Regions from separate parts of the Homo sapiens genome. Here region 1 is linked to region 2. Evidence: read pairs that join two places in POLR2A ChIA-PET (ENCODE). Cell type or tissue: CD4-positive, alpha-beta T cell. All regions are shown on one strand. Each heading gives the region's core, and the rest is flanking DNA. Links, peaks and the distances in the headings are about the cores only. Region 1 overlaps SORL1 (sortilin related receptor 1). Region 2 has its middle 35 kb from the start of SC5D.

Evidence for each region. Peaks named below come from ENCODE experiments on the same cell type or tissue, not always from the same donor. Only the 100,000 strongest peaks of a DNase experiment are listed, where the experiment ranks them.
Region 1: POLR2A ChIA-PET joins it to region 2 with 5 read pairs; 4 of 35 experiments call an interaction of 5 or more read pairs at or near these places.

What each region holds. Positions count from the first base shown.
Region 1 is chr11:121,480,707-121,483,619 of GRCh38, reverse strand. All of the region lies in intron 3 of SORL1 (sortilin related receptor 1), which reads right to left. Among named protein-coding and RNA genes, the nearest start is that of SORL1-AS1, 29 kb to the right of the region's middle. RefSeq lists an enhancer at 743-912. In CD4-positive, alpha-beta T cell, for the core only: no CTCF peak of the experiment used is centred there; DNase peaks (open chromatin) are centred at 1,029, 1,579 and 1,903; H3K4me3 peaks cover 999 bases; H3K27ac peaks cover 1,326 bases.
Region 2 is chr11:121,326,666-121,329,578 of GRCh38, reverse strand. No RefSeq gene overlaps it. Among named protein-coding and RNA genes, the nearest start is that of SC5D, 35 kb to the right of the region's middle. In CD4-positive, alpha-beta T cell, for the core only: no CTCF peak of the experiment used is centred there; DNase peaks (open chromatin) are centred at 488 and 1,138; H3K4me3 peaks cover 488 bases; H3K27ac peaks cover 1,616 bases.

The DNA.
Region 1 (2,913 bases), core at 311-2,810, 150 kb before region 2:
TTTGTGTACCCCAATCTCTCCAACCCTGTTTGCAGTAACTTAATATTCCAGAGGAGCTTCCTCCTTTGGTTAAAAGCTGTTTCCTCTGAAAATACAAATACCTCTGGAAAGAAAACAAACTAAGCTATAGAATGTATCCACAGTCTATTAGCATAAGTGACTTTCTCCAGTTTCAAGTGGAGAAACCAAGAGTACAATGAGAGGAGGAAGGGCAGAGAAGGCAATGAAGGAACATCCCTCTAGAAGGTGGGAATGAAATTTTACCTAGGACCAACCTCTGCCTGGAAAAAGGCAGGACTGGGTCTTGCTTCTGCTGAGGCTGAGGCTGTGAGGCCTAACTGTACATTCAGTGTCCTTTTTTAAAAAGCCCCAGATATGCAGTGGCGCTGGCCCGTAGTCACAGCTACTTGGAAGGCTGAGACAGAAGGAATACCTGAGCCCAGGAATTTGAGGTTACAGTGAGCTATGATTGTGCCCAGGATGTATGGCAGAGCAAGACCCCTGTCTCTATTTTTTAAAAATTATTAAGTAAGCAAATAACAGCGCCAAACATATTTCAATTCTGTCTGACCAATCTCAGGGGCCCCACAATGTTGGCAGAACTGCCATGTGGCCAGCACTGCACAATGGTTCAGGGCAGCACACAGGAGACCAAGAAGGAAGTGGGACTGCTGGCTAATGCAGAAATAGACCCAAAACTCACATGGGCCCACAAGCACCATCTCCATCACAAGGCAAAGCCTTCGGACTGGAACTGGATGCCGCGCTAGCACCTTCTCTCCCCTTCCACAGGCACTCATGCTCCTAGACATCCACGCTGCCCTTTCCTGACATCTTAACCTTTCCAAGCAGCTGCTAACATTCATTTCGACCATTTCAAATGCTCCTTGGCAGCTCGCATTTTCACCTGGGTGATTTGCCTAGGCAGAGCGCCCTGCTGTTGACAGCAAGGCATCCAGCCTTGTGTGATTTTTCTCAGGAAGTGGTAGGTCTGGTGGGGCAATTTGCCTTCCAGGGGACAAAGGCAAAAGTAACAGAAGCAATCAGCACTGTTAAGAGTCATCATTTCCTTCCTGAGAGTCTGGTGGGGTGGTGAGGAGCAGCCTTCTCTGGGGAATTAGAAACTATCTACAGAGAATGCTGCCCCCACCAACCCACTCAGCCTGTTCCAGGCCTGAGGCCCAACTGTCAACAAATTCTCCAAGAAGGCAGCCTTTTTTCTCCTGACTTCTCCAACCCCACCAACTCCAAAGAATATCCACCCATGAGAATCTAAGACACACCACTCGGAGGTACACAGCACTTGGGATGCAAACATGTCACCCCCATTCCACAGTGCAGCACCTAAACTCCCTTACTGGAATCACCCTCCAGTTTCCCCTTGCTCTTGCCCCAAACACCACGGCCCCTGCTCTGCTCCTTCTCCAGATCCAGTGCTTCCAAAGCCCCAGTCCTCTGCCTGCACTAACCCTCCTCCTTCAAGTCCAAAACATCATCTGTCCTGTCTTCTGACTCTTCAGACTTGTGGCCTTAGCAGTTGTTCACCACAACCCACAACAAGCAGAAAGGAAGTCAGAACCCACCTATAGGCATCTGTGTACTATGGAAGAAGCTGGGGAAGAAGAGATGGAGCCTGCCTATAGGTATCTGTGCACTAGGGGAGGAGCTCGGGAGGAGGAGATGAAGCCTGCCTATAGGTATCTGTGCACTAGGGGAGGAGCTGGGGAGGAGGAGATGAAGCCTGCCTATAGGTATCTGTGTACTAGGGGAGGAGCTGGGGAGGAGGAGATGAAGCCTGCCTATAGGTATCTGTGCACTAGGGGAGGAGCTGGGGAGGAGGAGATGGAGCCTGCCTATAGACATCTGTGCACTAGGGGAGGAGCTGGGGAGGAGGAGATGAAGCCTGCCTATAGGTATCTGTGCACTAGGGGAGGAGCTGGGGAGGAGGAGATGGAACCTGCCTATAGGTATCTGTGCACTAGGGGAGGAGCTGGGGAGATGAAGCCTGCCTATAGGTATCTGTGCACTAGGGGAGGAGCTGGGGAGGAGGAGATGAAGCCTGCCTATAGGTATCTGTGCACTAGGGAAGGAGCTGGGGAGGAGGAGATGAAGCCTGCCTATAGGTATCTGTGCACTAGGGGAGGAGCTGGGGAGGAGGAGATGAAGCCTGCCTATAGGTATCTGTGCACTAGGAGAGGAGCTGGGGAGGAGGAGATGGAGCCTGCCTATAGGTATCTGTGCACTATGGAAGAAGCTGGGGAGGAGGAGATGGAGCTTGCTTATAGGTATCTGTGCACTAGGGGAGGAGCTGGGGAGGAGGAGATGGAGCCTGCCTATAGGTATCTGTGCACTAGGGGAGGAGCTGGGGAGGAGGAGATGGAGCTTGCCTATAGGTATCTGTGCACTAGGAGAGGAGCTGGGGAGGAGGAGATGGAGCCTGCCTATAGGTATCTGTGCACTACGGAAGAAGCTGGGGAAGAAGAGATGGAGTCTGCCTACAGGTATCTGTGTACTAGGGGAGGAGCTGGGGAGGAGGAGATGAAGCCTGCCTATAGGTATCTGTGCACTAGGGGAGGAGCTGGGGAGGAGGAGATGAAGCCTGCCTATAGGTATCTGTGTACTAGGGGAGGAGCTGGGGAGGAGGAGATGGAGCTTGCCTATAGGTATCTGTGCACTAGGGGAGGAGCTGGGGAGGAGGAGATGAAGCCTGCCTATAGGTATCTGTGCACTACGGAAGAAGCTGGGGAAGAAGAGATGGAGCCTGCCTATAGGTATCTGTGCACTAGGGGAGGAGCTGGGGAGGAGGAGATGGAGCTTGCCTATAGGTATCTGTGCACTAGGGGAGGAGCTGGGGAGGAGGAGATGGAGCTTGCCTATAGGTATCTGTGCACTAGGGGAGGAGCTGGGGAGGAG
Region 2 (2,913 bases), core at 128-2,627:
TCAGAAGCCAGGCAGCAGTGAGTTTAGAAGTGAGGAAGTAAAGACTCCAAGTATTTATCATTACAAAATAGGTGTTATTTTCAAGACGCTTGGCTGAGAAGTAAAGGAGAGGTCAAGAGAGCCTTGCTCCTCGATAGGTGAGTTTTGATGTATTTATAGGCTGAGGGCAGTGAGCTACTGAAAGGCAAGAGAGTTAATTTATAGAAGAAAGGAAACTGTGCATGGAGCAAGGTCCCAAAGGGGAAGGGAGATAATGAATGAAAGCTGATATGAGGGTGGGGAGAAGAGTGTGTGTGTGTGTGTGTGTGTGTGTGGTGTGTGTGGTGTGTGTGTGTGTGTGACAGAGAATGGGCTGGTGGGAGGTGGTATCTTCTTCCCTGAGACTGAAGAAGAGGGAAGGGTGGTTACAGGTGTGATAGAGGTTGCTTGGTTGTTGATGCTGTTTTTCTTATGGAGGCAGGAGGTGAGGGAGGAAGCAGAAGAAGTTCATGCTGGTGGCCTCGGTTTTCATGATGAAATAGGCTAGGCCATGTGCTGACAGAGTGACTTAAGAAGAAGAGTGAAGGCTTGGTGTGAGCACCAGGCAGAATGGGAGAGGAGACGCCAGCCAAGGAAACGGTGATCTACTCTAGAGTTGGCCTGGTTAGAGGGGAGAGGAAAGACGGGAGGATCCTGCAGGCTGGGTGAAAATGGAGGGAGCAGGGAACTTGGTATTCTGTCTAATCCTAACAGTGGCAATGGTCTGCCTGCCTTCACTTTCCCAGTATCCAGCCTCTTTCCCATGCCGCATCCCCTGAGCCTGCACCAGAGCAATGCTGTTGCAGTGTAAGTCCATCACGTCCCTCCTCTGCTCAGTAGCCTGCTCCTATCTCATTCCACGTGAAAGCCAAAATCCTTTCAAATCCTGTCAGTTCTCTGTGTGATCTGGCCTCTGTGAACTCTGACTCCATCCTCTACTCAACTATATCAGCGTCCTCACCCTTTCTTAGGGTACTGCGCTCACGCCCACCTCAGGAGCTTGCACTGTGTTCCCTTGCCTGGAATTCTTCTCCACCAGATGACAAGATCCCTCACTCTCTTCCACCCTTAGCTCTTTTGCGCAGGTGTCTCCGTCCCCATGAGGCATCCCTGACCGCCTATCAAATCTTACCACTTCCTGCTCGCTCCCCTGACATTTCCTCTGCATTTCTCTGCCTTGTTTTCTACCCAGCACTTGATACTGACTTGAATACTGCATGTTTTACTTACCTTGTATATTTTCCGCCTGCCCCAGTAGAGTAGCGATTTAAATCTGTTCTGCTCATTTCTGTATCCCCCGTACCACAGCAGTGTCTGGTACTGAGTAAGAGCTCAATGAATATTGCTTGGACGAGTTCTGATTCAAGGCTGACCTCCTATACCCTGGCTAAAAATGCATGGTTCTCAAATTGTTTCATAGGCATTAGTTTTGTTTAATTAGAGCAGATTGCTTTTAAAAGTAGAGACCTGGTTTACGTGTCATGCCTGTTGATTAATACAATATAATGGCCCTCATCACTCAATTGCATCTGTCCTTTGTCCCATCCACCACTTTATACCTGATCACCTCATCCTGTTCCGACTACCATGTATCCCTTTTCACGCCCTCAACTCCCCCTGTTACCTCGTCTCAGGGAAACCCCATCACTCCTGTGGAAATTATTCTGCTGATTTAATCTTTGCTTTTTAATCAGATATAAGGAGGTGGTGGTAGAAGTGGAGAATGTATTCAGACCATCATACATCATTTTATGGAAGAAAAAGCCTGACACTTTCATTGGCAAATAAATCCTGGAGCTCTGAGTACTGGGAAGGACCTAAGAGGTCAGCTCATCCATCTTCACATCTCTGGGCAGCTCTGCACTGAAAATCCATCCCCTAAATGCAGCTGTCTAGTGGTTTCCCTCACTATTCTCTAAGGAAGCTACCTTCCTGACCTTCTTTGATAAGCCATTTTAGTATCTTAGTAGAAAGCATGAAATTGTTACTAAAGCACCTGCAGTGCAGTAGGGTTACGAAATTGGAGCACAAATGGAGTTAGGAGGCTGGACTCTGAGACCAGAACAACCTGGGTTTGAATTCTGAATTGAACACCAACTAACTGGGTGACCTTGTGCAAGTTAACCTCTTAAAAAAATGAAATAATAAAAAAGACAGTCCTGAAGATGTTATATGCACATATATACACATATATAATATATGTAAATGATAAATATATACTCAATAAATACAGACGTACAAATATATACTCGACAAATGTCTCTTCTCTTCTTCCTTTCTTCTATTCCTCCCCCTACCCCACTGACATGCATTTCATATTTAATAAGCTATCTAAGTCTATTATAGAATTTTCAAGTCTAAAAGATTCATTCAGCTTGATGATATCCCAGACTTTTACGAGGACTATTTCTAAATCATTCCTACTTGAAGAAAAATACAGTCAACTTAGAGGTTAGATCCACAGGCTATGAAGGTTGGATTTGAATCCCAGCTTCAAAATGTATCAGTTGTGTGAATGTGGGCACTTGTGCTCATGAAATCTTCATTTCCTCATCTGTAAAATGGTTGTAAGATATCTGCTTATCTGTGGGGTTCTTGCAATGATTCGGTGAGATTATGTATGGAGAGGATTTGGCATAGTGGCCTGGGACTTAGTGTGTGCTTAATATCTGATAATGATGATGATAATGCTAGCTAATATTTAATACGTATTGCCCATTTAGTATGTGTCAGGCATTAAGAAGTACCTTACAGTCAGTGATGGAGGAGGTTACTGCTTTCATTATCATTACTAATATCATGTTTTAAAGTCCCATGAAGGATGGTGGCAAGGAGTTCTTTCTTCTCAAAGGGTCTATTATTTTGTTGTTAAAGTCAATGAGATGAATCTGAGTC